Regions from separate parts of the Mus musculus genome. Here all the other regions are linked to region 3. The links are chromatin loops, found by intact Hi-C in ENCODE. Cell type or tissue: heart. All regions are shown on one strand.

The links. Peaks named below come from ENCODE experiments on the same cell type or tissue, not always from the same donor. Only the 100,000 strongest peaks of a DNase experiment are listed, where the experiment ranks them.
Region 1: it touches region 3 in a loop (5-fold over the local background); 17 of 42 quality-filtered maps call a loop at or near these places.
Region 2: it touches region 3 in a loop (4-fold over the local background); 40 of 42 quality-filtered maps call a loop at or near these places.

The regions. Positions count from the first base shown.
Region 1 is chr12:99,897,241-99,905,240 of GRCm38, forward strand. It overlaps Tdp1 (tyrosyl-DNA phosphodiesterase 1), which reads left to right. Exons shown (of 16, transcript NM_028354.5): 5 at 1,024-1,120; 6 at 5,108-5,142. Among named protein-coding and RNA genes, the nearest start is that of Tdp1, 17 kb to the left of the region's middle. In heart, CTCF peaks have their summits at 2,963 (motif pointing right), 4,931 (motif pointing right) and 5,131; a DNase peak (open chromatin) is centred at 5,291.
Region 2 is chr12:100,106,152-100,114,151 of GRCm38, forward strand. Psmc1 (protease (prosome, macropain) 26S subunit, ATPase 1) reads left to right here and starts at 4,051. Exons shown (of 11, transcript NM_008947.3): 1 at 4,051-4,060; 2 at 6,180-6,233; 3 at 6,905-7,001. The coding sequence starts at 4,058. In heart, CTCF peaks have their summits at 331 (motif pointing left), 545 and 4,162; DNase peaks (open chromatin) are centred at 240 and 4,090; H3K4me3 peaks cover 2,767 bases; H3K27ac peaks cover 1,605 bases.
Region 3 is chr12:99,959,988-99,967,987 of GRCm38, forward strand. Kcnk13 (potassium channel, subfamily K, member 13) reads left to right here and starts at 4,512. Exons shown (of 3, transcript NM_146037.2): 1 at 4,512-4,814; 2 at 5,217-6,293. The coding sequence starts at 5,960. In heart, a CTCF peak has its summit at 4,470 (motif pointing left); DNase peaks (open chromatin) are centred at 4,484, 5,254, 5,694 and 7,174; H3K4me3 peaks cover 2,255 bases; H3K27ac peaks cover 363 bases; H3K27me3 peaks cover 5,448 bases.

The sequences.
Region 1 (8,000 bases), 63 kb before region 3:
TCCTCTGTTTTCCTTGCTTGAGGAGAGTTTGTAAAGATACATTGATTTCTAAGGATTAGCTGAAGAAGTTGAAGTATCTCTTAAAAGCCTTTCAAAGCCAGGTATGGTGGTTTGTGTCCGTATTCCAGCACCGGGGAGGCTGTGGAAGGAGAATTATGGAGTTTGAGCCTAGTCTGGGCAGTGCACCGAGTTCAGGCCAGCCTGCACTATGTATCAAGACCCCATCGTAGAGTAAATGAACAGAAAAGGTCTTTTTAATGTGTTCTTAAGAAGATGTTTATGGCCTTTAGAATTTAAAAGTGCAGAATACCCAGGGCTCTACTTCATTGACTCACTGCCAGTGAGCAAGCCAGCACCTACTGAGGGCTTGGCCTATTTGCTCTTGTGTGCTGGATCTTGCACGGTACAGAGAGCATGAAACAGGAGCTCGGTGAATAGGTGCAGGTGAAATGTAAAACTTTTAGTGGTTTACGACCGGGGGAAAGGAAGCATCTTGTCAACAAGCATTGTCAGTTTTGAGGGTTTTTTTTTTTTGACTAATTTCTATTCATTCATTTATTCATTCATTCATTCATTTTGTGTGTGTGAGCGTGTTTGTGTGTGGGTTTACACATGCCAAGATGCACTGTGGTTAAAGGACATGTAGACATTGGTTCTCTCCTTCCACCATGTTGGTTCCAGGGCATCGTACTGAAGGTCATTAGCCTTGGCAGCAAGCCCCTTTCCTCACTGAACCATCTCACTCGCCCATGTGTTTAGTTGACTCCATCTTAAACACTTGCACAGAACCTGCTATGTGTTCCTCTGAGACAAGGAAGAACTTTGTAGGGTTACAGCTCACCTGTATCACAGCAAACCAGGCTTGGGAAGTAATGAGTGAGCCCCGACAGTCACTGCATGATGTCAGCCATTAGCTACAAAGGCCAGCAACAAACAATACGGATAAGATGTTTGTATTCCTCAATGAAGCAAGAAGCCAGCTTTGTGACCAGTGCATTTTAAACATTTCTGATCTCTTTTCAGGAAGAACCCGATCCTGCTTGTGCACGGTGATAAGAGGGAAGCCAAGGCAGACTTACATGCCCAGGCGAAGCCCTATGCGAACATTTCCCTCTGCCAGGTAAGCTGCCTCGTGCCTGGAACTCATGCTCAGTCTGCAGGTTAACCGAGTCCACCCTCGCCCTTGGGCAGCAACGCCCCTGTAGCTTTACCACCGGGACCTTATCTTTAACTTGTCTTATTGTGGCTCAAGTAACTCATGCCACCAGCAGGGACTCCCTGATTTCTTTATCTTGACTTGAAGTCTCCCTCCTAGTGACTGCTGCATGTTGGTCCAGAATGTCCCACTCTCTGGAACCACACAGAGCGATTCTCTTACTGGCTCCTGTAGTTGAGGTCAGCTGTCCTGATCCCTTCGTCTGTCTCCAGGCTAAGCTTTCTCTTCCTTTGTGCTCAGTGCAACAGACATCTCTGCTCGGGCCAGCTGGCGCTTGCTTGTGCCTAGTTTGTCCGGTGCAACTTGGATTTCAGCATGGGGCTGGTCTCCTAGATGCACTCCAGTGGCTTCGGATCTCTTTGAATGCAGCCGATGACTGCTTCCATGACACCTCTGTCTTCTGTCAGCCACCACTGACTCTTTAATTGCCCTAAGTTCTTTTTCACATCAGCCAAAGAAATTGAGAGGCCTATAGTTTAAAAGCCTGTTATGAATCCAGCCTAGTGAAGCAACATCGAATGGCCACATACTGGAACCAAAGCTGAATGCAAGATGGGAAAACAGAAGCCATTGTCCAGTTTCTCTGTATGTTCCATAGTTTTGCCCCCTGCTGGGTAGTCAGCCTGCAGTGTGTCTGATGACTCTCGGGCGTGTTATAGCAGCTACTTTATAGTCTAGGTCTGAAAGAATCTCTGTGTTATTTTGAGCAACAAGCAGGCAAAATTTGAAGGAAAGGAATTGAGGGGATTTTTTTTAAAGCTTTTCTTTCTTTGGAAAGGCTACCTGTGAAGTGACAGGTAGAACGGTCATCATTTCCTGACTCTATGAGCATGATTGCCATTGTGAAACACAGTTTTCTCTCCTTGTTTTCACTATCGTAAAGTGGGCTCAATGACTGGGGACATGGCTTACTGCATAAAAATATTTCCTGCACAAGTATGAGAACCTAAGTTTAGTCTCCACACCCACTTTAAAAGCCAGGGGGCTGCATGCACAGCTGTCCCCCCAGTACTGTGCAGGGTGGAGAAGGGAGGACCTCTGGGGCTGGTTGGCTGCCAGCCTGGCTTCAGGCTCGGCGAGAGAGGTCCTCCTGTAGCTGCCAAGCAGACTGCATATACCACCCTTCATACAAAGCAGGATTTCTGTCCTTAAAGTCGAGACGTGCTATCCTTTCCTTGTAGGATTCCTTTCCTCACTCGGGACGTGAGAGTTTCAGCTCACATCTGATTGCTCTCCTTCCAGCTAAATGGAACCTGTGATTTTATTTTAACGAGAACACAATTGGGTTGATTTTTAAACACCTCGAGGCATTTTTTTTTCCTGATTTATCCCATTGAGGATTATATCACTGTGGCTTCAAACCATGCTTTCTTCTGGACTGTGGATGTAGTTCAGTGCTAGAGTGCTTGCCTAGTATCCATAAGGCTCTAAGTTCTACCCTCAGTATCGCTGAGAAAATCCTTTTCCATCAAACGTGTTTACAGTTCATCTTACGCGTAGAGGTGTGTTTATGCCTTCATGTATAGGTTGCCTAAAATTCTGCTGTTTGATTTGCACCAACAGAAGAGGTTAGTTCTTCCCGTCATACTAAAAGTAAACTGACAGGAATCCTGAAAGCCCATGATTAAATAAATAGTCTTAAATAAATTAAATAAATGGTACCAGGTTTAAGAGAGCCTTGTGCCGGGGGGGGGGGGCGGTGAGCAGGATGGCCACCAGAGGGCATAAGCACACATGGCTCCCAAAACCTTTACAAAGCACTTCACCTGAGTGCCTCACTCTAGAGTAGTGAGTGGTTCTCAACCTCCCCAATGCTGCAACCCTTCAATACAGTTCCTCATGCTGTGCTGACCCCAACCATAACTTTATTTTGTTGCTACCTCATGACTAATTTTTCTACTATTGTGAATCATAATGCAAATATCTGTGTTTTCTGATAATCCTAGCCAACCCCTGTTCAACTCTAAAAGGGGATTACAACCACAGGTTGAGAACCACTGCTCCAGTGGGAGATGCAGGAGAACTGTGGCCCTGTCCTGTCCTGCTGAAGTGCCTTTCCATATTGAGTGTTTCTGGTAATAGCAGTCATCCGGGAATCAGTTGGCTGTGTATTTAGTGCAAGGGGCTGGAAACAAGGGGCTCAAATACTTTGTCTGAGTTCTGCCTCAGCTCTAGGTCTGGGTATATGACTGTGCCTTGGCTACTGTAGTAACATTTATAGATGGAAAACTTTTTTCTTTTTTAGACTGGGCAGCTTAAATAACAGACATCTAGGAAGCCAGAGTCAGGTCACGGTACAGGTCACTCTGGTTCTTGGTAAAGACTCTGCTCGTGCCTTGTGGTTGCTGTGTTCTCCCAGTATTCTTCATGGTAGAGAAGTGAGGGTCCACTAGCACTCTGGTCTCAGTGAGGACTCTGATTGTATTGGAGACCCACATACGCCACCAAGTCTGTCTCACTAAACACTGACCCTCTTGGCTCTGCCCTTTGATGTGTGAGTTGGAGGGTGGGGATGACACACAGGCTCATTCCATGATGTTCATTCTGGCTTTGTCACTTCCCATTTGGTTAAATCTAACTTGTTCGTGTATAAAATGGATTCCTAGTGGCATCGGTACAGCGTTTGAAAGAGTTGGTCCATTAGCCCAAAAAGAAGCATGCGCTAAAGATTATCTGCTGAAGTTGCTTTTATCCCTGTTGTTTGTGCCTTAGTCTGGCCTGAAGCATGTAACTTGTAGCCAACTAAACTCGGGAGCCAGTTCTCCTAGCCACTGTGCTTTCTCAGTTAAAAATGAGCTGGTAAAATGATTGTGTAGTTTTACAGATGTGAAATACAGTTCCTAACTTTCTTCTCTAGTCAAACAGCACAAATGCATGCTGGTCCTCATGTATTTCCCCAAGCTTCGTGGGTCTGCTAGGAGCCTCTGCAGACTGCCTGCTACCCACTTCATAGTCCAGTTGTCCATGTCTCCCCTGGCAGCCAGTCCCATCCTTCCATCCTATGGTTGGGAAAGGACACTGTTTACATAGATGTATTGCTTACAACAAAAGACCTCTTTCCTAAGCACTTAGGCATATTTTCTCATTCTCCCTAACAACTAAATCTCATAACAATAGCCCACTTTAATCAGGCAAAAGCAAAGTCATAGAACATAAGTTATTTTCCAAAGTCAGGCAAATTGTGAGGCAGGATTTGAGGCCAGGCAGTGTATTCCTAAACTGATCACTCAGCGACTTGTTTGTTCCATAGCCATTCTTTCTGGCATATCCTGCTTGACTTGGGTCTCTTGTGCTAGATGTTAGATAAAATGTTTACCCTCGACATACCGGCACTTATAAAACTCATTCTGGATTACAAGGTGGGCTTGGCGGTGTTTATCTCCAGCTTCTGCTGCCTTTGTATGAAACTTTCTCTTTCAACTTAGCATCATGATGTCTTTATGTTGCCACCAATTCCATGCTGTTTAAATCTGTTCTTAAAACTCTGTTCATGCTAACTTTCTTGGGAGCCAAATATCTTATTTAAAACTTTGTTTGGGATCACATTTATATTTTTTGGCAACTAAAAGATTAGGTTTCCCACTTATAACTTCTGTAATTAAAAATGTAATATGTATTAAATCATATTAGGTAACACCCACCCCACCCCCAAGCCCCCAACCAAAGTATTTTAAATGAGCCTGCTGCATACTGTAATAAAAGCTGTGTTCTGTTTGTCCAATAGAGGGCAGTCAAACAGTTTTGTTTTGTTTTGTTTTGTTTTGTTTTGTTTTGTTTTGTTTTGTTTTTAAAGAGTTGCCTTGTTCCCTTCCCCATTTAATTTTCGGTAGACAGGAAAATTAAGCATTTAAGTGCAACTTTTTAAAATAAATTACTTTTTTCCTATCCTAGGCAAAGTTGGATATTGCATTTGGAACACACCACACGTAAGCAACTTTTATGAAGTGGGGGAAGGTATGGTTTTAATTGGTCAAAGGACATAATCAAGGAGCTCTCTGTCAGCATGGAAGCGTGTGATCTGTGCCTCGGAGGCCTCTGCCTATTGCTTAGGACATCTGCCAAGGCCATTGGCAGACAGAATTCAAGAGTAGTTCTGTGGTCATAGACAACTCTGCGTGCTAAGTCAGGGCTTGTGACAGACCTGCTTTTAAAAGTTCTGTCATTTGGCAAGAATGAATTACATTGAATAGTCTATTATTAGTCAGCCCCATACTCTGATAAAGGAAAACTGATTTTATGGAAAGTTGCCAGTCTGCAAGGCTCCAGTGAACTCCTCTGAGATGGCTCAGGAGAAATTGGCCCACCTCTTCCTCTCACGTGAGCCAGTGACAGCTCGATTTATTTTTAACTTAGTTTCATAGCCTCTCACCAAGTACTTTTAGGGTTATTCGGCTTTTCAAGTGGAAAAAACAACAAAATGCAGTTGTCTTTACTTTAATATTTTTACAAATCACATTTCTCTTGAGGGGATTTGGCAAAAGACTGTGACAGAAGATGGCTGTTCTCTCTTTTAATCCAGGAGTGGAAGTTTGGGCCTTGCTGCCCCCAGAGAGGAAGCAGTGTGCTAGGGGTAGTGGCCGTCCTCGGTCTGGCCTGACGCTGCTTCCTGCTGAAGCTGAGATGGAAAGTGACAGTATTGTGGCTGCCTTTCTCTCTGTGTGCATACAGCAGTATTTTTGCCAGTCTGTTGTGAAAAGGAGCCAGACTGGAAGCAGTTAGGCACGAAGTGATAGTTCCATTCTCTGACTTGTCCTGGGTAACATCTACAGGCCACCCCTAATTGGTAGCTTTTGTCCACTAAGGGACAAAAGAGAATTTAGAGTGAACTCAAGTACTGACTCATGCATAAAATACTCATTTTCTAGCTCTGAGCACACAAGATGCCAATTTCAGCTCAGAATACAGATTGCTGTCAGTGGGGGCAGCTTAGCCTTAATGCAAAGCACCACACAGGAAATCCTTGTCTCTCGCCCTTAGCTGAGACCCCAGGATAAATACATTCTTGATTCTAGAAGGCCCTCTGCCAGCCCTGTCACCATTTGGGCCCCGGTATGATTTGTTGGGCCACTGGTGCCCGATTCTTGTGCTGAGCACGTGGTCTGCGCTGTGTAATGAGCTTCACAGGGGAAAAGTTCCGATGTCCCTCTGGGCTAGCAAGCAATGGAGAGCTTGTCGGTCATGCTGTCACCCCCGGGAGAGACTTGCGGGGTCAGAAGACTGCCTCAGACGCTGGCTTGGTGATGCTTCCCTGTGAATGCAGCAGGGAAGGAGCAAAGGGGAAGCTCCCCTTTGTTTAATCATATCAAAATTATTTGGTTCTTTTAATATCACACACCGGAAAGCAGAGACCTAGGATAAATGAGTTTACGTTCCTTGGGGATGAACATGGGGCTAGAGATCATTTTTAACCTTAGTTTTTAATTTGTTCTTGTTTGCTCAGTGCTACAGTTGATTCATTATTTCCTTGGCCCCGTTCAACCCTTGCTCCTTAGAGCAGCTCACACATGCACATTCTGTAGGTTAAATCTAATAGCTCACAATCCAGAGACGTCAGTGGAGTGGAACCCTCCCCAGCCAGAGAGTATCCAGGGTTTACGTTTTTGCTGGAACATCAGGATCTTGTAAAGGATTGAGATCATGTCTGGAGATTTTAGTTTATTATTTTAAAAATTAGGAGGCCGAGCTAGAAGCAGGAGTTCAAGGACAGTCTACGTGAGATCCTACCTCGCCGAAAATTATCCAAGCAATCCCTGTAATGTCACTGAGTCTCAAGTCGGTCATCCTTGTCCTTGTAGCTTTTCACCTCTGAGTGAGAGCACGAAGCATGGGAGATAGAGAAGGGGAAAGCCTCAGCTCACAGTGATGTGATAACAACTCTCCTCCCAGCCAGCAGGGACAACAGTCACTGTGAGGCAGGTTCTGGGGTGACACACACCTGAGCGATGTACTGACCAGGCATTGGCTGGGTACCACGCACAGGGCACAATAGAAATAGTCAGGATTTCACTCCATCTACAGATGTGGTCTGTCCAGCATCTCCAGGGTGCACAGTGGTTCCAGGCATGATGTGTCACACAATGCTTTAGAATGGGAAAGTTCTCTGGTTTGCCCCAGAGTTGGGCAGTACCTCTGAGGGCTCTGAGATCAATAGGGAGAAACAAAGCAGCTGAATGGACAATGTCCTCATGTAAGCAGGAGCCAGCCATAGCCTGCAGGGAGGGGCATGCTTCCCGCCTACTGCTCCAGCTGCTCCTCTGTCTCACCAAGGCCGCATCTCCCACTCACTTTCTAGTACTGAAAATTTTGACCATCCCACCTCCAGCCATGTCAGTACACACAGTGCCCTGGCTTGTGGGCATGTGTGAGTTCATGCTCATTGTGACTCAGATAGTCCTTTTCCTCCAGCTCAGGCTCTGCACTTGTGTAAAGTGAAAATGCTTTGCTCTGTCAGTAGCGTGTGGCTGCGAGACGTCTCACAGGAAATTCTCAGCTCCCAGGCATGGATCCTAAAGGCTTCTTGCCTCGCAAGCACAGCAGCTGGCATTGTGGGAAAGTGAAGAGCCTTCCCTAAGGATGACGCTTCCAAGCCTGTTCACCTCACAGCCTTTCTAGGCTACAAGGCTGCCATGACCCACGTCATCCGGGAATTGACAGGCCAGGCTCTAAGGTGAACAAGAAAGAAATGTGGAGACTGTGACCATTGTGGAAACCGCACCAGTGGTGGTTGTGGGCATTGTGGGATATGTTGAAACCCCACAAGGCCTCCGGACCTTCACGACTATAT
Region 2 (8,000 bases), 150 kb after region 3:
TTGGGTTTGGTTTTTTAGACAGGGTTTCCTTTGTGTAGCCCTATAATTCTGGCTGTCCTGCTCTGTAGACCTGGCTAGCCGCGAACTCAGAAATCCACCTGCTTCCCGGGTGTTGGGATTAAAGGCCTGCGCCATGCCACCCAGCACTAGAAAGCATAGTGGATTCTTTAGGCTGGTTCTTCCCAAGAGTAAGCAAACCAAGCTGCTGAGAGTCGCTTTCAGACACGCCCAGCTGTAAAGACTCTGAAAGCCAAGTAATGGCCCTGAAGAAGTATAAACTAAACTGAGTCTCTTGGAAGGAACACCCGCCAAACCTGAAGTCGTATTTGGTTTCATTGTGCCCTCTGCTGGTAAGTGTCTGAACTGCATGCACCTGTCAGACAACGCGGAAAATAGTCACGCGCGCGCGCGCGCGCGCGCACACACACACACACACACACACACACACACACACACACACACACACACACACACACAGAGCAGTGTAGAGCCAGGGCTCTGAAGCTGAGGTTTACTTCGGGTGCCAGGTTATCATCTCAAGTAACACATTAAAGAAGTTCATTTAATTAAAAGATCAAAATGCTTTAATCCAAAAATATAACATGAATACTAAAATTGCCTCAAACTCATTCCAGACATGTCTCATGTGGGCAATCTCAGCACACTTACAGTGAGATCGGAGGCAGAAGAGTCCACCAGAAGCACGCAAGCTAGCTAGCCTAGACTATGCTTTGCAGTGGCAGAAACAGTAAGTGAGACCCTACCACCACAGGGTAGGAGACAAGACCAAGCCCAAAAAGCTGTCCTCTGATTTATACATGCATGCAGATATGTGCACATCTGCAGACACACCCACACACCAATATTAAGATATTCTAATTTAAAAACATAAAGCTTACAGACATCAATGCAATAAATAGTACATGGTGTTGGGGTACATGCATGCATTATGTGATATTTAAATACATAGAGCATCTATTTCTTTCACTATTAATCATTTCTTTATGGTTAAAAGTTGAAACCCTTTCAACTAGCTTTCTGAAACACACAGTTCACACACTGAGGTAATGTAGAATGCTTTCTCAACATGTACAAGGCTCGGGGTTTGAGACCCAAAAGAAGAAAAAGTAGCCTATGATAAGATCTTCCAGTGGTTTCTGCCAACACCTGCTATCTAAAGTTAGAACCCACCCCACCATGGCTGCGCAGTCTTTGTCCTGTGTAATTTCCTCTATCATATTTATTATCATATGGCATGCTATGCAATTTATTTACCTGCTTATTACAAAATTCATCAAAATTTTGTTTTCTGCTCGCTCATTACAGTATTCCCATCGCCCTCAGGAGAGCCTGGAGCATGGTGAGTGTCCAGAAACTAGCTATAGCAGTGAGAACGAGAAATCTGAGCTGAGTCATTGACCCAAGTGGCACTCTGACATGGGGCAGAGAGAGGCAAAGCCACAAGATGACCACTGAGATGGGGGAGGGGAGGCTTCGTCTGGCTTGGGTCTCATTGTGGTGACATTACCCAAGATATTCTCATTCAAACCACCACATGTGGCTATTCATAATCTCCACCCTCTCCCTCCCCTCCCCCACCCTCTCCCTCCCCTCCCCCACCTTCTCCCCTCCCCCACCCTCTCCCTCCCCTCCCCCACCTTCTCCCCTCCCCCACCCTCTCCCTCCCCTCCCCTTCTTCTTATCCCCATCCATAACTTCTAAAGCATGCGGCTTCTACTTGAATCAGTGCCCACACCACCTCTCTCTCTCTCTCTCTCTCTCTCTCTCTCCCTCTGTTTTTCTTGAGACTGGGTTTCTCTGTGTAGCCCTGGCTGTCCTGGAACTCACTCCTCGAACTCCGAAATCCACTACCTCTGCCTCCCAAGTGCTGGGATTAAAGGCGTGCACCACCACTGCCCGGCCACACTACCTCTCTTAAGAGGACCCAAGAAATAGAAAATAATAGAACAACAAAAAAAAAAAAAAAAAAAAAACCCACAAAATTTATGTTTACTCCATGACAGATAAGTAAAAGCAAGCTGAGTTATCGAAGTCTCTCCGGATGCTTAGGGAGATGGAAGGTGTGGGTGGAAAAGAGGGAGAGTTCCCTCCACGACTGTGTAGATGGGCAGAAAGGAGATTTTAAAATCACGTGACTGTGGCACTTCTGAACGTTGTCTGTCCCACAGAAGGCAAGTCCTAAGCGTCATCGGTTCTGTGTGTGCCGGCCTCTTAGGGAGCCTCCTGTCCTTTCGGTCATATTTGGGTCACACTCCTAGGCATCCCAAGCAATGCTGGCCTTGAAGCCACTTTTAACACAGACCAGAACCCTTTAAATCTTCCCACTTGTAACTTTTTTGCCTCTGAGACAGAGGCTATGTAGCCCTGGCTAGCCTAGAACTTGCTACGTAGACCAGGCTGGTCTCCAACTCACAGTCCTCATGTCTCTACCCACTCTGGAGCCATTTACAGCTCTCGCCTTCTTACAACTCTCTGCTTCCATCCCCTTCTCCCTCTGTCTCACACTGCTGTCAAACAATCCAGTTGCCGTTCAGCGCCCAATCACACATCTAAACGTTGCTGCCACCGTTGGTCCACCGCCTTTGCCTTCACCACATCTGCTGCTTCTCTGTGCTACCAGTTCATGTCTCCAGCCTCCCAAGAGTAAATTTAACTTCCTCCCTTTACCATCAAAGCAGGCAAGACAAGACCAAAGGAAGTCTTTTATTGAGCCTCATGTTACAACATCCAGGGAGGCAGCAATGGAGTGTCCTCCAGCCAACTCACCCAGCAAGCTTGGAGCAGCCTGTATATATAGCAAGATAAAGATTCAGATAACCATAGCACACGTGGGTATTGATGAAGGTTTGTGTTGGCACCAGTCACCTTGTCCCTTTAACCTTCACCTTACAACACACAGTTTCTGTCTGCTGGACCATCAGGGGAAATAGCCCCACCTGGGCTAGGTAGAAATGATGGCAGGGTCTTCTGAAATTCATTGAATGATAGCAAAAGGTCTGATACAAGGTGTTGGGAACGGCTAAGGCCATCAACTGGGATTGTGTATAGTTCTCAGTGTGTCTGTGGAGTACTCAAAATAGCCAGGTCCTTCGGGCTGTTTGACTAACCAGTTCTTTTGTTCAAAGTAGCTGTTAATTAGGGAGTCAGATTTCCTATCCCTCAAACTCTTACTTAGGAATAGGAACACAAAGAGTACTTACATGGACAAGCTAAAGAATTTATCGTTAACATTAATAACACTAATTAATAACAATGTGTAACACCTGCCTGGGGCCCCAAGCCCCAGTTTGTGTCCCTCCTCAGTGATACTTGGACTCTCTCCACATTCAGTGTCCTGTCTTTTTTTTTTTTTTAATTTTTAATTACTTTGTTTATGTTTACATGTATGAGTTTGCACATCACGTGCTTACAGGTGCCCTGAATGGTTGTTAGTTGCCATGTGGGTCCCCTGCTCTTCACTGCTGAGCCCTCTCTCCAGCGCCTCAAGGGTAATTTTAACACAGTATTAGCCACCATCATCAGTCCCTTGTCATCAGAGGGAAGAAAAAAAAAAAAAGCACACATTTAGATCTCTTTCGGCAAAGAACTATTTTCAAGAGAGCTACAAAGTTCAGAAACTAAAGAAGATCATAAATGCTGTGTACACATCAACTTCTCAGTCCCAAGCGCCATTCCTGCCTGACATAAATACTTCTTCCCAATTATAATTTTGCATCCTTTTAAATTTCTAAAATTTTCATATTTTCCCCAAGTCTCCAACGTCCAAGATCATTGTCTTAAGTTACTGACAAAAGCCCAAGATCAGCTACTTAGAATTCCCTCGAGTAAACTATTTTAAGTGCCCACATGTTTAACCAATCCTTGTACCAAACCGCCGAAATAAGCCCTTCGTGCTCAACTTCGCCCGTGAGGAAGTTGGTCCCGATAGGCTTCCGTAGCCTGTTTTTTTTTTTTTTTTTTAAAGTTACTTCCGTTCTGTCCGGGTCGCTTTGGTGGATGCACTTCCGGCGGTGGCGATTTGGAGGACTGAAGGAAGATGGTGAGTGACTAAGGGTTTCGGCTGGTCGTCTCAAACATCCATGCGCCCCAAGGCGGGAGGACGAGGCGATGTGACGCTCGGGTTCATCGCGGGTCGGAGCGGATCTCACTCCCTGGCGGACGCGGGCAGGATGCACGGCGCCCAGGGAGAGACCGGGCTGTGAACCGCTCGAGTAGGCAGGCGCTGAAGGGCTGAAGCCGAGTGGGACAGCCCGGCCGACGCTGGGGACAGCGGCTGAGCCGCAGAGCCAGCGTAGTGTTTCTCCGCAGACGGCTCAGCGCTCTCCGGTTTGGTTGGTTGAGCCGGATTCAGATGTAGGCACGGAGGTTACCGGGCGAGCACGGTTGATGATGGCGCTTCCGTTCTAGAGCAGGGAGACAATAAATATGTCAGGGAACAGGACCGGGCCAGATCGTTACGTAGCTGTGTTGTAAGAAGGTGGCTGGTTTTGTTAGGGTATCAGCGAAGGACCCTTCGTGGATGTGAAATCTAAATCGAGGCCTAAATTAAGGTTGTAAGGGAGTAATCTGTACTGATAGCTGAGCGAAGCCCGGGCAGGGCAGAGGGTCAGGAAATGCAAAAGGAGGCAACCCTGAAGTCCGCCCGAATCATGAGCTGCCAGGCCAATGCATCTGAATGTAGGTGAAGGCCAGAGCACACAAAGGACCGGTGATGACTTTGAAAAGTATCCCAAGCCGGGCGGTGGTGGCGCACGACTTTAATCCCAGCACTCGAGAGGCAGAGGCAGGTGGATTTCTGAGTTCGAGGTCATCCTGGTCTACAGAGTGAGTCCCAGCACAGCCAAAGTTACACAGAGAAACCCTGTCTCGGAAAAGCAAACAAACAAACAAACAAACAAAAAGTATCCCGAACATGCGCCAGGCATTTCCCCAGAGTTGTTCTTACTTCTTAGAACAACCCCGAAGATTATTATTAATGTCCCCATTTTAATGAGGAAACAGAAATACAGCCAGTGACCATTGGTGGGGCACAAATCCTTTCTTTTCTAGAGCAGTTGAGAAACCCTCTGGGTTTGAGAGACAGCAGAACTTAGTGTGATTTCTGTCTAACAAGCTTTGTGACAATATACAGGGCCGTTAACCTCCCTGGACCTTGGTCCTTTTATCTGCCTGTGTATCAAGGGGGCTTTGAGAATCAAGCGGCTCAGGGGTAAAGAACACCTGCTGCACTTTGAGAGAACCCACGTTTGGTTCCCGGCACCCATGCATGCCAGCAGGCTCCAGAATGGTCTGTAACTCCAGCTCTGAGTAGGTCCGAGCCTTGCGTGTGGTCGAATGTGCTTTATGCTTGGCATCATTTCTGAGGTGGTTTTGTCCTGGTACTGAAGCCACCAGTGTTGTAGTGAGAGGTGCTTCCCTAGGGTGGTGAATCAGTGAGTCCACTGTTACTCCTGTTTCAAGCTCCACTGTTGGGCAGATGGGATGGCACTCGACATGAAGCCTGGCAGCTTGAGTTGACTCCAGGACCCACAAGGCAGAAGGAAAGAATCCCTGGAAGTCGCCCTCTGGCTTCCTCTCGAGTGCCCCGGCATGCGGGCACAGACCCACACGTACACTAAACCACATATCTTTGCACAGGAATTTAAAGGACCACCATTTAAGGCATCGCCCAGTGTTAAGCATTGTTTTAAAGTCAGAAATCCCGATGAGCTTTTCATGCGTTTTAAGATGACAGCTTTTCAGATCGGGAAGGAAGTCTTGTCTGGGTCCCAGGCTGTCAGGATAGGAGCTTGGTAGGTTGCTGCTGAAAGTCTTCTGGGTCCTGTGGATCTCTGGAGAGAGTAAATGACCATGCGTGGCGAGTCTCTTTTCACAGTCGGGGAGGTAACTGACATTAGAGGGTGGCAAGTCTGAACCTCCCGGTTGAGAGGGGTGCTCTCTGGCTGCCAGCTTTCTTACTGGCTCCTCATTGTCGCATGGCTCTTGGTTCTAAGAGGCAAGTAATGTCTACACAGTAAGTGCATACCTGGGAGCCCAGGTACTCATTTTCCACACATTACAGTGGGTGGGGGTGGGGGTGCTTGTGTTTTAGAGCCAAAGTACCAGTGAAGTGATAGTATTCTGAATTTATGTGTGTTTTGTCTTTTTTTATCTTTCAGGGTCAAAGCCAGAGTGGTGGCCATGGTCCTGGGGGTGGCAAGAAGGATGACAAGGTAAATACCAAGCAAGATCTGATCGGGCCATAGAAACTGCCTTAGGTCTCGGCGAGTTCTGTATGGTACCACAACCTTTAAGAAGCAAAGTGATGTAGTGATCTTGGTAACCTTGTATACAGATGCATAACCGGTTTCATTTTTAAAGAACGTATTGCCCTGAGTTAATGATTTTTAAACATGAACATTGTGGAAGTTTTAAAGTAGATCACCTATAAGTGTTTAACTTACTGAGGTGTGAGAAGTGCCTCACCTCACCAAACTTAACAAATAAATCAATTTTGACCTTGGTCTACTTACTGAAAAAATCTGAGTCGCTGCCATCTCTCTAAAGAGATTACACTTACTTGCTGCAGTTAGGTCTTACTAAGTGAGCAGGAGTATGAAGTCTGCTTTTCAAAAGGTGGTCATTTTACAGATTAGGAAGGGTGTGTGTGTGTGTGTGTGTATAACCATAATCAAAAAGGCCATCGTTGTGAGGTAGGGATGAGCGGGAAGAAGGAAATAATGTAACCATATTTTAATTTAGAACATTAATAAAAGGAGTAGTTATTGTAAATATCCTAAAAGATGAGAACATTTGTACCTCCTAGAAATAGGTGGTAGCAATACAAAAATAAATGTCCTTTTTCTGGTTTCCATTCTTTTTCCTACTCTTCTAAAAATTAAAGGACAAGAAAAAGAAATACGAACCTCCTGTCCCAACTAGAGTGGGGAAAAAGAAGAAGAAAACAAAGGGACCAGATGCTGCCAGCAAACTGCCACTGGGTAACGAACGCTCTGCTCTTCTGCTGTTCCCCCCACCCCCAGGAAAACGGCTCTGCATGTAGCATGGAGTACAAGGGGAGGCAGGGAGTACTGCGGAGACTGAATGAAGCTAGCTCTGGTTATATATAACCCCTTTCCACTTGCTAACTCCGGTGGAGCCCTCTTCTGGGTTGGCATAGAAGTTACATGAGTTTGTCTCATGCTAACCATGAGCCATGAGCCATGGTGCATGCCTGTAATCCCAGCACTCAATCCACTGAGTTCCAGCCAGCCAGGGCTGCACAGAGAGACCTTTCTTAAGAAAGGAAGAAAGAAAGAAAGAAAGAAAGAAAGAAAGAAAGAAAGAAAGAAAGAAAGAAAGAAAGAAAGAAAGAAAGAAAGAAAGAAAGAAGAGAGAGAGAGAGAGAGAGAGAAAGAAAGAAAGAGGGCTGGTGAGATGGCTCAGTGGGTAAGAGCACCCGACTGCTTTTCCGAAGGTCAGGAGTTCAAATCCCAGCAACCACATGGTGGCTCACAACCATCCGTAACAAGATCTGACTCCCTCTTCTGGAGTGTCTGAAGACAGCTACAGTGTACTTACATATAATAAATAAATAAATCTTTAAAAAAAAGAAAGAAAGAAAGAGAGAGAGAGAGAAAGAGAGAAAGAGGGGGAGGGGAGGGAGGGAGAAAGACATCCTATTCACACAGAGAGACCTTTCGAAAGAAAGAAAGAAAGAAAGAAAGAAAGAAAGAAAGAGAGGAAGAGAGAAAGAGGGGGAGGGAGGGAGGGAGAAAGACATCCTATTCACTGTCCCTAAGTAGTTAACCCCGCTGAGGTATTAACATGTAAGTCATTTATTGCTTTTTATTTTTGTCATTATTTTACGGCAGGCACACACATGCTTCGGTGTGCATGTACAGGTCAGAGGACAACTTTTGGGAGTTGGTTCTCTCCTGTCACTGTTCTGAGGATGGAACTTAGATCGAGGCTCGCACAGCGAGTCCCTTACTCTCAGA
Region 3 (8,000 bases):
CGGGGCGGGCGCTGGAGACTCATTAGAATTGTCTAGCAATGTCCCTCAAGCTGTGCGGCCTTAGGCAAGCCCTCCACTGCCCACATCCTCCAGTTCTATAAAGTAGGGCTAAGAGCCAGGGGATTATACGGATGGATGCAAAGGTACACTGAGCAGAGTGACAAGAACTCCATCAAAGTCACGAGGCTTCTGTCTGGTCCACGATAAGGAAGTCTGCACCGGGCAACTTCTGGAACCTTTGTAACTTAGCAACCAGCATAGGAAAGGAAATCAACGCCCCCTGGAAGCCAGCACTCTTCCACAGTACTACTTCCAGGCTACCGAACCCTACTTGCTTCAGGAAAATGGATAGATTTAAGAGTCCCAGCTGCTGCAGTGGCCACAGGACCTTAGGATCCCCTGAGCAGATGCTTCGTTCGTTCACAGGAGGGCTTGCCTCCAGGCTCGGTTTTAGAAGCTGCTGAGGTCAGCATGCTGGTTGGTTGGCTGAGACAAGAGGCAGCTGAGAGTTAGTTGATGGTTAGTAAAGAGGGGGAAAGTAGAGGTAAGGACCTAAATACATAAAAAGGGTGACGGGTTAAAAGCAAATGGGTTGGAAATGATAGGCAAATGTCAGGTGGAGGGATGCTGTCATGATGCGATTGGTATCACAAAAAGTCCTCTATCTGCAAGGCACTCCACATAAACTCGAAGAGGCTGTGATAAATAAATGTCAGTGCCCCCTTATGGCTTCCAAAGGCTTGAAATGATACAGTGGTAGCTGGTGGTTTTAAGTACCCCTATTTTGCCAATCCATAGAATTAACTAGAACAAGAAGAGGAGCTAAAAAAGCACTCAGATACCTTTATCAAAATGAAGCAGTCGCCGCTCTGCACATCTACAGCTGCAGATAAGCATTCGGTGTGTTCACTAAGACAGGCCATCTAACTAGACCATTAAAAAAAAGTCTCTTAAGTACGCATGAAATAAGTTAGGAATATAAGTTTTTTAATCAAAAATTATGCAGGGACGGGGAGATTGTAAGAGCCAGAGGAAACATGTCTATAATAAAACAGCAGCATTTGCCAAGCATGCCGCCACAATTGCACACATGAACTCCCAGTGCCTGGGGACCACATACACAAGGCTTGCACAAGACCAAGCCAGCCAAAATCCCAGCATGGATGGGAGAGGGGCTCAAAGTTCCTCCCCTATCTGAGAAGCTATTGACAGCTGCTGCCTGCTAAGGGAAGGAATGTCAGTTTTCTTCAGGGATGGAGTTCCTGAGTCTATCCATCCTCCAGTACATGGTCCCACACAATGCACATAGAAGACATAGAAGAATCACTAAAGGGACTCGTGTGTATGTGTGTGTGTGTGTGTGTGCGCGCGCGCGCGTGCGTGTTGGGAGAGAAAAGGGGTGAAGAGATGGCGGTTGATTTGGTCCAAACAAATTCTATGCAGTTATGAATATTAAAAGACTGTTCTAAAGTAAGAGTTTAAAATCAGTGATCTTGCCATCTAAGTGGCAAGATCTTTTCCTTCTAAGTAGCTGGGGGGTGGGGAGGGGGAAACACAGCAAACCTAAAGAAAAGTAGAAGAATAAAAATGGAATATAATCCCAAGTAGACATTATCTCAAAACTGCCATGCTTTTAAATGTTCATACTTTTTATAGTTTATCCTTAACTAAAATGCCAATAAGTTGATGAAATCTAGCATATTAGCAGAATAAAGAAAAACATGCTTATCGTAGATACAGAGAAAGCATTTGACAAAATTCAACACTCATCTTTGCTTTATTTGAAAGAAAGAAACAACAAGCAAACAAAACGAAGGAAGGAAGGAAGAACCTCAGAAAACTAGAGCTAAAAATAAAGAGAAAGATCTTCACCCTCAAAAGGCGCATCTATGGCCGGGCAGTGGTGGCGCACGCCTTTAATTCCAGCACTAGGGAGGCAGAGGCAGGTGGATCTCTGAGTTTGAGGTCAGAGTGAGTTCCAAGACAGCTCGGACTTCACAAAGAAGCCATCTTGGGGATGAGGGGTGTCCAAAGAGTATCTATGGCCACCTCACAGCCCATAGCATCTGTAATAACAAGCTGAAGGATTCCTTAGAACTTAACAAAAATAACCTGCTTCCAGGTCTTCTGTACCTTATTATGAGACACTGCAGTAAGACAAGATTTTTTAAAAAAAGTTAAAGTAAACCTCCACTTCAGATGACATAGTTATGTGACTAGAAACTCTAAAGACTATTGAAGCTAATGAATGAGTGCAGCTAGTCTATGGGATACAATAGTAAACATGAAAAGATAAAACATTTGAATTTCTATGCTCAATACCATCTGGAGAACAAACCTTTATGTTAGATTCATAAAAGATGTGCAAGATCCCTGCACTATAACAACAAGGGGGAGCTACATATATGAAGAGATAGATTCATTCATGAATTATCAAAATATCACTTCTTCCCAAAACAGATTTAACGTAGTCCTAATCAAGATAACAGACTTTTTCTGTGCCTATGTTTAAAATGTCTGTCTTAAAAACCACAGTTCTTTGATTTTTTAAAACGGAAACAATTCATTACATCCAAAGAAATATCGAAAAAAGAAGAGCTAAGTTGGAGACTTTGCATTTCTTGACTTCAAGAGCTATAAAAATTCATTTAAATATTTTTAATGGGCATAACAACTAGATCAATAGATAACGGTCAAAAGAAAAGATTCCTGAAATAAATGTATTCTTACTTTCCTTCTCAATAATTGCCATTAGAAAAAGTGAGTATATTTTTGGACAAGGTGAACTTTGTCTCACATGCATAATAAATAAACTCTATACCACACAGACCAACCATACAAAAGTAGGGGAGAGACAAAGAACATATGCAACCTTGAAAGCAATAATATAATGCACAAAGTATATCAATCATTACAGACTGGAAAACTGGTCTTTAACAAAACTGAAAACTTTGTCAGGAAACTTTTTTAAAACAAGTAGGTATTCCAGAGAAGAAGAAAAATAATGGTAATAATAGTTGCAAAATACACACCTAAGAAAGGACTGGTAGTCTAGATTATATAAAACACTGCCCTTCAATAACAGGGACCATTGTGTGTGTGTGTGTGTGTGTGTGTGTGTGTGTGTGTGTGTGTGTGTGCATGTTGTATGTGTGTGCACATGTGTGCATGTGGAAACCAGAGGGGCTCTCACTGAACCGAGAGTTCACTGACTTGGCTACGGAACTGTGGCTAGCCAGCTCCACTTGGCCCTACCTGCTCAGGAGGAGTAGGATGTCAAAAGTCCACAGCTATGCTCATCCTTCTGTATGTGTGTTGGGGAGCTGAACTCTGGTCCTCACACTGTGATGAGCACATTACTGACTTGGCCATCTCCCCAGCTCCAAAACCAAGCTTTTAAGTGGGCAAAATAGTCCAACCATTTACAAAAGTCCAATATACAAGGTGTCCAGAGAACACAAAACCCCAAGGAGATAAGTTTATGTGCCTGTATACAGAAGGCTTAAAAATAAAATGGCTGGCTCTGTCAACAGTCTATAGGATGTGGACACTGCATTGTTGTGGGTTAGAAAAAGCTAGTTTGAAATGATGTCAGTCGGTACACTTCAGGAACACACTTTACACAAGACACATAACTGGTTCTTATGAATACAGAGACCTGAATAAACAAAACCAAGTTCTATAAAGGAGAAATATTCCATGGTGGAAAAAGAAATCAGAATAGTGGCTACCTCTGCAGGAATGTGGGTGGGGATTTACTGGGAAGATATTTGTGGGAGCTTTAATCCTTTGGTGGCTTTTAGATGATAAGGGAGGGAGGCCACCATTGTTTGGCTCCCAAAGTTATCAGGACTCACCTAATGGTACAATGACATGTCATTGCATGCAAATTTTACCACAAAAGCAAAAATCCGAGGATAGAGCTCTTAATAATGGCCAATACTGGCTGGAGATGGGGTGAAAGTGTGTGGGTGTCTACAACCATTCAAAGTGCATCCTGAGTGGGTTGGTGACTAGAAAGGAATGGGTAAATATAAGCAAGCCTGGTAAACTGTCACTTGTAGAATCTAGGTGGTGGTGTGTTGTGTCATTGTAAACGTCATTCGATTTTGATGTACTTGAGATGTTTCTTAAACTAGTAAAGGTAATTGGGTTACTCACCCTGGGTGTGAACTCAATACCCTCTAAAGTTCTTCCTCCCCAGGAGACACAATGCAAGATAAACGGTCTGTTAGTTACTCTCACCAAAATCATTTGCATCTATTCAACAGAACTGCAAGCTTTTCTAGTTCTGTTTCTGGCTAGTATCGTGGGTGGGTCTCCTGGGACCACTCTCTCTCTCTCTAAAGGCGGAGAAATTCTGTTTAGACCGTGGGTGGCTATGAATCCATTCCTTCACACAGCTATATTCGATCCCCTGTGGCTAAACTGCTGGGAACCAGGTGTGTCTGGAGGGCACGCAGCGCCCTCTTCTGGCCTGAGAGGAACCCACGCAGACCATCGAGGCTCTCGACCTATCTGTTAAGCAACCACTCCAGGGATCTGCACTCCCTGGTAGAAGCATCGCTGTTTAGAGGTCCAGGCGAGCGCCAGCGGAGGAGACCTGAGCAGGAGACTGGCCCTGAGGCCAAGGGGCGGGTACCGGGTGGAGTCGCCTCGGTTGGCAGCTGCAGAGCTCCACCTGTTGCAGTTTTTGAGCACTCCACAGAGAAGGCAGCTCTGGGCACGGACTTCTGCTCTCAGCCCCACTGGGCAGGGCAAGGCCACTTGAGAAGGGAAGCCAGGAACCATCCTGAACCTGTTCCACAGAGCAGGTGCGTTTGGGAAGGTGAGACGCGAAGGCGACGGCGGCTCCAGAGCTCATGGCAAGTTGGGGGTCTCTGGGTGGGCGCCCCAGCGGTTCACAAAAGAACCTTGTTGCCGGCTTACATGTTGTAGCTTGGAGTTCTCAGCTCAGCGCCACTGACTGCGCAAGAACTACAGAGCCGAGGCGATCAAAACCGGGTGAAAGAGATGGAACTCTTCTGGCCGCTGTCCTTGGCCGGTTCTCCGGGAGATGGGCTGGCAGGGCCGGCACGTGTGGACAGAGAACGCCCGGTGCAGGCCCTAGAGGCCAAGGGCGATCTGGTATGGGGGAAGTCAAGGAAGGCTCCCTGGGAGGATGCTTCTAACTTCCTTCACTGTTCCAACCTCCCCCTCTGTTCTCCTCCCCACAGCGGTCCGCCCTCGTGCTGCCGTGGAGCCTGTGTGCCCAGCAGAGATCCGAGCCGGCTGATCTGCCTCTTCGCACTGTCCCTGCGTCCGTGCGTCTGCCCCAAACCCGTTCCGACCTCTGAGCCCTGGTTATTCTGGTGGATAGAGGCTCTCGGCAGAACATTGTCACTAATACGCAACACAGATCCACCTGGAGAGGCACCGAAGACAGAGAACAGCCCGTATCCCAGCCATCACAGCTTGGAAAGCAATGCTCCGAGGAACCCGGACCTTGATGTGAAGCTTACCCGCCGATTCTCTCTGGACCCACGACCTTTTTTTTCTTCAAGAGGAGTTCAAGTTCTAGGGAGTTTGCCTTGAAGGCACGCCACGCCCCCTCCCCAATCTGAGCCGAATTAGGAGCTCGGGTGAACCCGGGTCGCCCGCACCCTCGCACCAAGTCGAAGCAGATTCTGTGTCCCGACCCTCTGGTCTTCAGCCTTAAGGAGAACTCCAGAGAGGACAGGGAGGCGGCGACGACAAAGCGGATTCGAAACCACGAGTCCAGGCGGACGTGGGGAGCTGGCTACACAGGAACCACCGAGGAGGCGGCGGCGGCCGGGAGATCCACGCCGCCTTGGGGAACGCGCGGCGGGCATGGGCGAGCCCGCACGCAGAGCAGGCTAAGGTCGGCAGAGCACATCCTCCCCGGGGCGTGGGCACAAGTCCGCGGGCAGCAACCCTCGCGGAGCTGTCCTCCAGTGCCATGGCTGGCCGCGGTTGCGGCTGCAGCCCCGGCCACCTGAACGAGGACAACGCGCGCTTCCTGCTGCTCGCTGGGCTCATCCTGCTCTACCTGCTGGGCGGCGCCGCAGTCTTCTCCGCGCTGGAGCTAGCGCAGGAGTTGCAGGCCAAGCAGCGCTGGGAAGAGCGCCTGGCCAACTTCAGCCGGGGCCACAACCTGAGCCGTGAAGAGCTGCGAGGTTTCCTCCGCCACTACGAGGAAGCCACCAGGGCGGGCATCCGCATGGACAGCGTGCGCCCTCGCTGGGACTTCACGGGCGCCTTCTACTTCGTGGGTACAGTGGTTTCTACCATAGGTAAGTGAGCCGCCTGGTCACACCATGCCCCTAGTTCCTGGGCCCTCACAGGACCTAGCATCTCACCCTTGGGGTTCTCCGCTTGGGCGCCCAGCGATGCACCTCGGGATTCCTTTGTGGCTAATCAACAGGTGTGAATGGATCCCAACCACACCCGAAGATTATTAGAATTACCCCAGACCTCTGCCTAGACCAGAACCAGCTGCTCTTTGTTAGCCAGTCGCCAGGAATTTGAATGGTTCTTAAATTAGGGAAGCGCTTTTGTAGACAGTCAGTCTGGCTCAGCAGACAGGGCTGAGTTCGTGAATTCTGTGGAGAGAGCTTACAAGGAGACACAAAGCTAGAAACGTTTACTGAGTGTTGAACTATGCACAAGCCACTGCTCAAAGAAAAGGCCGTGATTTCAAACTTACAGAGAGACTCTCAGAATTCCAAACTGGAAAGAGGCAGAAGAGTGTAAAATGGGGCTCAAAGAATGGGCCGTGTTTCCTTCTGTGAAAAACCAGTGGAAAGGTGACGGTGGGTCTAGCCAGTTTGAGTTCCTATGAATTGGGTTTAGGGCCCAAACATAGGGGCATACACGGGGACAGAAGTGGCTTGCGTCCAGAATTCCCTGAGGTGCTGGCTGAGCTTGGACTAGAGGAAGGACTGCTAGGACAGCCGGCCTGGTGGCTAATGAGCTGGAGTTAGAATTTAGTAGGAGGCAGCTGAGTCCCTAAGAATTTTGAGAATGGTGTGGCGGGCTGCCATCGGTGATAATCCCCTGCAGAAGGAGGTGGGAACTGGAGGATTTGTGCAGCAGCAACCCCCCCCCCCTCCAAACTGCTCACTATTGATGTATAGCTGAGTAATGCCGGGGACTGGAGAAAGTACTGTAGTCGTCCTGGGGAAAGAGGCCTGTGATGGGGGAGGGGCTCCGAAAGGAAGAAGGGAAGTAGTGCAGAAGCCACCGCAAGAGCTCATGGCGCCAGCTGGACACGTTTGTGCTAGGCTCTCAGCAGCCAGGGCCCCATGGCTCTCTAGAAGGGTTTCCCCGTGGCATCGGTGACAGGTGACCCACCTTGAGATGTCATGCAGACATTCTGCCAGGAGAACAGTATAGTCGAACAGGAGCCTCAGGCTATAGACCAGATTAACCAAGGAAGACTTCCCAAGATTAGCCAGGAACCCATGACTCACTCAGCTGGCCAGCAAGTGAGAAGGCAGAAGGGACCAGAATGACTGGGGACATAACAACTGTACTCAAGTGCTTCCTGCTAGATGGTCTAGCTCACAACCCCACGATCACTCTGTCTTTTTATTTTTCCCCTCGGAGGTCCGCTGTTTGTCACCTAGAAAGAGGAATGCTTTTCATTTCTGCAGCTCCCGGCATCTGGCTTTCCTGACTGCTTTCTTCCCTCATGCCTGTGTTTGGAGCATCTTTTCCACCCAGCCTCTGTAAGGATGAGAGGCGTAGTTCAACAGCTCTCCATTTCCAGGCACAGCTCGGAGTTTCTGCTGGGCTTTAAGATGATTTTCTGTGGGAACAATGGCAGGTGCACCTAAGATTTCCAGCTGAGGAGCAATCAGTGCTCGGGTGTGGAGAGCAGGAGTGAGAGCAGCCGGTGAGAGTTTGTGCCCACTCAAGGGAGGCTAAGAGACTCATTCCTCTGAGACCCACCTCCTAAGATTTCACTGGGAAGAGCAGACTGGCCATTCTGAGAAGCT